2 separate regions of the Homo sapiens genome follow, and region 1 is linked to region 2. Evidence: read pairs that join two places in POLR2A ChIA-PET (ENCODE). Cell type or tissue: endothelial cell of umbilical vein. All regions are shown on one strand. Each heading gives the region's core, and the rest is flanking DNA. Links, peaks and the distances in the headings are about the cores only.

Region 1 (2,897 bases), core at 398-2,897, 120 kb after region 2:
GGTACCCCACAGGTCACAATAATTATCCCAAAATTAACTGAAGATGCCCACTGTTACTTCTGTTTAACCATGTGTTAACCATGTAGTTATGGGAACTACAATGACGTTCACTACCTTAGAGAAACTTACAATCTTGGGCCAGGTGCCGCACTTCACAACTATAATCCTAGCACTTTGGGAGGCCGAGGAGGCTGAATCACCTGAGGTCAGGAGCTCGAGACCAGCCTGGCTAACATGGTGAAACCCCATCTCTACTAAAACTACAAAAAATTAGCTGCGTGTGGTGGCAGGCACTTGTAATCCCAGCTACTCGGGAGCCTGAGGCAGGAGAATCACTTGAACCCGGGAGGCGGAGGTTGAGGTGAGCCAAGATCGCGCCACTGCACTGCAGCCTGGGCAATAAGAGCGAAACTCTGTCTAAAAAAAAAAAAAAAGAAAGAAAAACAGAAACTTACAATCTGTTACAGGAGACAGCAAACAAAAATAATACAAGGTTCGGCTGGGCGCGGTGGCTCACGCCTGTAATCCCAGCACTTTGGGAGGCCGAGGCGGGTGGATCTGAGGTCAGGAGTTCAAGACCAGCCTGGCCAAGATGGTGAAACCCCGTCTCTACTAAAAATACAAAAAAATTAGCCGGGCATGGTGGTGGTCACCTGTAATCCCAGCCACTCGGGAGGCTGAGGCAGAGAATTGCTTGAACCCGGGAGATGGAGGTTGCGATGAGCCGAGATCGCGCCACTGCACTCCAGCCTGGGCGACAGAGCGAGACTCGTCTCAATAATAATAATAATAATAATAATAATAATAATAATAATAATAATAATAATAAGGTTCACGTACTACAAAGCAGAGAACAGGGAGGGGAAGGAATTAGAAGAGAATTTCTATGGGCAGAGCAAAGTCATGGGTCACGGGAATCACGAACTGGGGAAAATTATTTGTCAGGTTTAATTAAAGGAAGAGGAACAAATAGAGTTTAAAGATTAGAAGGTTACAGGTGGCACCCCACAATCCCCAAAACAAACCCCACCTCGGCTCAGCCCCAGTCACCTCCCAAGGGGGTATATCTTGCCCAGAGAGCCTGAAGGCAGGGGCATTTGTTTTTACAGCCCAGTCACTATTCTTCCAGACAAAAAAAGCATTTCCTGTGAGGATGAAGTGATTACCCCAGGTCACCTGGCCACATTCCTCTCCGGGAGCTGGTGGCCACACCACCTGGCCGCCCCTCCACTAGCGCCGCGCTCCGAGGTCACGCAGCTGCCTGCGAAGCCCTCAGTGAGGCCGCCTCCCACCCCCTGGAGACGTGGTCTCCCCTCCCGCGAGGGTCCCTCCGACCCCACCCGGGCAACTAGGGCACCGCGGGCTGTTACCCAACTAACCATTAAGCGCGGAGCCGAGCGCGTGCGTGGCACGGAGAGGCGGGGCGGGTCTGGTCTGCGCTCTCGGCACCATGCGGCCCCCAAGACGTAGAGCTTCCCTGCCTCGGTTTGAAGGGACCGCTGGGCTGCCTGATTACGCGCCCCCGGCCGAGCCTGCGCACTGGGGACGCAGTCGGCCCTCGCGTCCTCTGCTGCCCGAAACAAGCGCGTGGAAAGCTTGGTCGGGGCTTCTCACAGCCGCGCGCACAGACTGGTTCTCCCCCCGCGTCTCCCGGGAGCGTCGCCGCCACCTGCACGCGTCCGGCACACAAACGTCGGTCTCACCCCTTAGTTTCTGGAAGAGAAAAAGGAAAAGCCACCGAGAGGCCTGACCCTGAGGGGTCGGGGGGAGATGCGGGCGCGTAGTAGAGGGAAGCGACTGAGGAGCGGGGACTGGGCAGCATTTGAATGGATGCGGGTGCCGCTGGCACCCGGGAAGACGCCTGGGAGCCGGCGCTGGGGAGCCGGGCATGGGCTGGGATGTGTTTGGATTCCAATCTGGGCCTGACACCAGTTCAGTGACCTCGGGAAGTTCCCCAACCCTGCGGGCCTGTTTCCTCCCTCTGAAGTGGCGACAGTAATAGAACCGACCTCGTAGGCTCATCGGGAGGTCCTGATGGGAGAACCCATGCAACTTGCCACCACAGAGCCAGGCCCGCGGCGACTGGCTCCTGGTGGGTATTAAAGACGAGTCGGGAAAGAAGAGCAGGTAAGAGGGCGGGGAGACTGGCCCAGTGGGTTGGGGTGTGCACCTCGGCCACGTGGAAAAGCGAGAATGCAGGGGCCGGACGCTTATGGACGATGCATATGTGGGGCCGGATAGAATTGTGGCAGGCGGCGCTGGGGCTGATGCGCCTCACCCAGATTATCCTCTGTAATCCTCACAGCCCTGTGAAGTGGGCCCTGCCATGAACATTTTGTAAATAAGGCACCCGAGGCTCAGAGAGGTGAAGTAATTTTCCAGACAGCCCAGCTCGTCAGCGGCCAGCATTTGAAGTCACACTCCAGAGCCTGTTTTTATCATAATAGCCGCTGTGACCGCATAACCAACGTGTGTGTTGAAGTGATCAAATAACCATGGGGTGGTCTCTGATGTCCAGGACTTTTGAGAAATACTGAAAAAGTATGAGGCAAGGCCCCTGCCTTCAAAGAGCTTTCAAGTTTATGGGAGAGACTGAGTCAGGCGCAAATTAACCAACATCTGTTGAGCACTTACTGCTTGCCAGGACCCTGCCCTTCTCTCACTGTCTTCCTCCCTTCCAGGACTCACCCCCTCACTTACCCTTCCCCTCAATTCTCACAAGAGATTGAAGAAGGGTAGAGACTGGAGGATGAGGCTGGGCGCGGTGTCCCATGTCTGTAATCCCAGCACTTTGGGAGGCCGAGGCAGGTGGATCACCTGAGGTCAGGAATTCAAGACCAGCCTGGCCAACATAGCGAAACCCCCCTCTACTAAAAATACAAAAATTAGAAGGGTGT
Region 2 (2,907 bases), core at 185-2,684:
CTTCACACCCACACTCATTACCCTAACACTCATTTGGCACCCCATACACATGCCCACTGTGTCACGCGCATACCAGCTATGCCAGCTATGCACTCCTGGTCTGTAGACCCCTCCAGACGACTCACACCCTTGCTCACACACCACAGAGGGAGTATACTGGTTGTGCATCGATGCTAGTGACATGGTCACCTTAGAGACATTTTTGCCTGCCTTCACCCGTCACTGTCTGGGGAGATGCAGGGATCGGTGGGATTAAAGTTGAGAGGGTTACGTCCCCAGGCCTCAGGCTGAGTACTGCCTCTCTGGGCAGCCTGGAGTAGGGGAAAGACAAGGGAAATGCATGGCTCAAGGCCAGGGGTGTGTGGAAACGTGCACCTCATTCGCAGACCTGCTCTTGGCTGCCCACTGTGCTCGTAGAGACCCTAGAGCTGCACTCCGCCTCCTGCTCCCACAGCCTCCATCGTCCTGCAGAGATGGTGGTGTCAGATGGAGCCCTGCCTGCCGGGGGAGGAGTGTAAGGTGCTCCCGGACCTGTCGGGATGGAGCTGCAGCAGTGGACACAAAGTCAAAACCACCAAGGTACCCTGGGTGGGCACCTCATCCCACCCTCCCCTTCCCTCTCTACCAAGGGCAGAAAAGGGGGCACAGGAGCCTTGGAGGTCTAGGATGTCAGTGTCCCAAGGTGAGATCGTGAACCATGAAATTCACAGACAGTCCTCTCAGGTCTGTTCTCACTGGGGACTGGAGTTAGGGGGGTCAGGACTTGAAATCCAGTGTGTCCTGGGAAGATTCTTGATGTCCATATACGCTGGTTTCCTCCTGTCTGCCTGGAATTAGTTTGCCTCCAGAAAATATCAGGCCTATAAAAACATAGTCCATGGAATACTATGCAGCCATAAAAAATGATGAGTTCATGTCCTTTGTAGGGACATGGATGAAATTGGAAATCATCATTCTCAGTAAACTATCGCAAGAACAAAAAACCAAACACCGCATATTCTCACTCATAGGTGGGAACTGAACAATGAGATCACATGGACACAGGAAGGGGAATATCACACTCTGGGGACTGTGGTGGGGTGGGGGGAGGGGGGAGGGGTAGCATTGGGAGATATACCTAATGCTAGATGACGAGTTAGTGGGTGCAGCGCACCAGCATGGCACATGTATACATATGTAACTAACCTGCACAATGTGCACATGTACCCTAAAACGTAAAGTATAATTTAAAAAAAAAAAAACAACATATTAGAGCAGCAAAAAAAAAAAAAAAAAAAAAAAAGAGCTTAAAACAGAACTACCATTCAACCCAGCCATCCTATTACTGGTATATACCCAAAGGAAAATAAATCATTTTGCCAAAAAGACACATGCACTTGTATGTTCATCAAAGCAGTATTCATAATAGCAAGGGCATATAATCAGTCTAGGTGCCAATCAACATTGAATAGGATAAAGAAAATGTGGCACTTATATACCATAGAATACTACACAGCCATAAAAAAAATAATGTTTTCTGTAACACCCTGGTTGCAGCTGAAGGCCATGATCCTAAGGGACTTAGCATGGCAACGGAAAATCAAATACCACATGTTCTCACTTCTGAGAGCTAAACATTGGGTACACATGGACATAAAGATGGGAACAGTGGACGATGGTGACTACCAGAGCAGTGAGAGAGGGAGGGGAGCAAGGGCTGAAAAACTACCTATTGGGTCCTATGCTTACTACATGGGTAATGAGATCAATGGCACTCCAAACCTCAGTGTCATGCAATATACTCATGTAACAAACCTGCACATGTAATCCCTGAATCTAAAATAAAAGTTGAAATATTAAAAAAAAAAAAAAAAAAAACATAGTCGAGAATGGGAAAAATTATAAGATAATTGAGGGAGGAATTGCTACTTCTACCTGAGCTCCAGGTACAGTAGTCACTCTGTCACTCACCTCTGCCGTGACCATCCCCCACCCCCACCCCATTCCCACTGTTGTTGACTCCCTACAGTTCATACCTACCCTCCTCTAGTCAGATTTCTCTGTCCACTGTCACAGCACCCAAGAGGATTATTATTTTCATGGTTTGCTGCCTGCTCCACAGAACAAGGGGTAATTAAATTTTTTATCAAACTCGTTAGCAGCTCCATGTGTGTCATGGCTAATCAGCCGCATTGCTCTGCCGTCACCATTGGTACAGAAGAGTGACACTGCAGGGCAAGCCAGGGTTCTGCCTTTGGCTTTCCTTCCCTCCCACCACACACAGCAAACAAGCAAACACATAAGAAAATAGAGAAGGAGGGCTGGGTGCGGTGGCTCATGCCTGTAATCCCAGCACTTTGGGAGACAGAGGTGGGTGAATCAAGAGGTCAGGAGTTCAAGACCAACCTGGTCAACATGGTGAAAACCCGTCTCTACTAAAAATACAAAAATTAGCTGGGCATAATGGCACACGCCTGTAATCCCAGCTACTTGGGAGGCTGAGGCAGGAGAATTGCTTGAACCTAGGAGGCAGAAGTTGCGGTAAGCAGAGATCATGCCACTGCACTCCAGTCTGGGCGACAGAGTGAGACTCCATCTCAAAAAAAGAAAAAAAGAAAAAAAAATAGAGAAGGAAAGGCAGCCTTTGGCTTCTGAAGAGAGCAACCATTTTCACAGAGCACACAACAAAAGGAGCTACAGCAAGAAAAAGTTTGGCTCTAAAGTAGAGCATCCTCTCTCTATCCGGAGGCAGGGATGAGGGACAGCCATTCTGAGTATATTTAAGATCAGAAGAGAATGAGACCCACTACAGAGCTTGTGACATTTGTCACCATGTTATAGGTTTGGGTTTGTGGCCTGTAAGGAAGTGCTTGCAATTTGGGTAGCTACTCTGAAGCAAACAGTGGGGAGGCTTGTCTGACGTATGTT

Evidence for each region. ChIA-PET counts read pairs that join two places held together with the same protein. Peaks named below come from ENCODE experiments on the same cell type or tissue, not always from the same donor. Only the 100,000 strongest peaks of a DNase experiment are listed, where the experiment ranks them.
Region 1: POLR2A ChIA-PET joins it to region 2 with 5 read pairs; 5 of 35 experiments call an interaction of 5 or more read pairs at or near these places.

What each region holds. Positions count from the first base shown.
Region 1 is chr1:112,848,301-112,851,197 of GRCh38, forward strand. LINC01356 (long intergenic non-protein coding RNA 1356) reads right to left here and starts at 2,343. Exons shown (of 7, transcript NR_103746.1): 1 at 1,380-2,343; 2 at 654-750. LINC01357 (long intergenic non-protein coding RNA 1357) reads left to right here and starts at 1,557. Exons shown (of 2, transcript NR_189282.1): 1 at 1,557-2,127. In endothelial cell of umbilical vein, for the core only: no CTCF peak of the experiment used is centred there; a DNase peak (open chromatin) is centred at 1,521; H3K4me3 peaks cover 1,800 bases; H3K27ac peaks cover 1,069 bases.
Region 2 is chr1:112,723,559-112,726,465 of GRCh38, forward strand. TAFA3 (TAFA chemokine like family member 3) reads left to right here. Exons shown (of 6, transcript NM_182759.3): 5 at 455-579. Among named protein-coding and RNA genes, the nearest start is that of TAFA3, 6.1 kb to the left of the region's middle. RefSeq lists a silencer at 286-490. In endothelial cell of umbilical vein, for the core only: no CTCF peak of the experiment used is centred there; no DNase peak of the experiment used is centred there.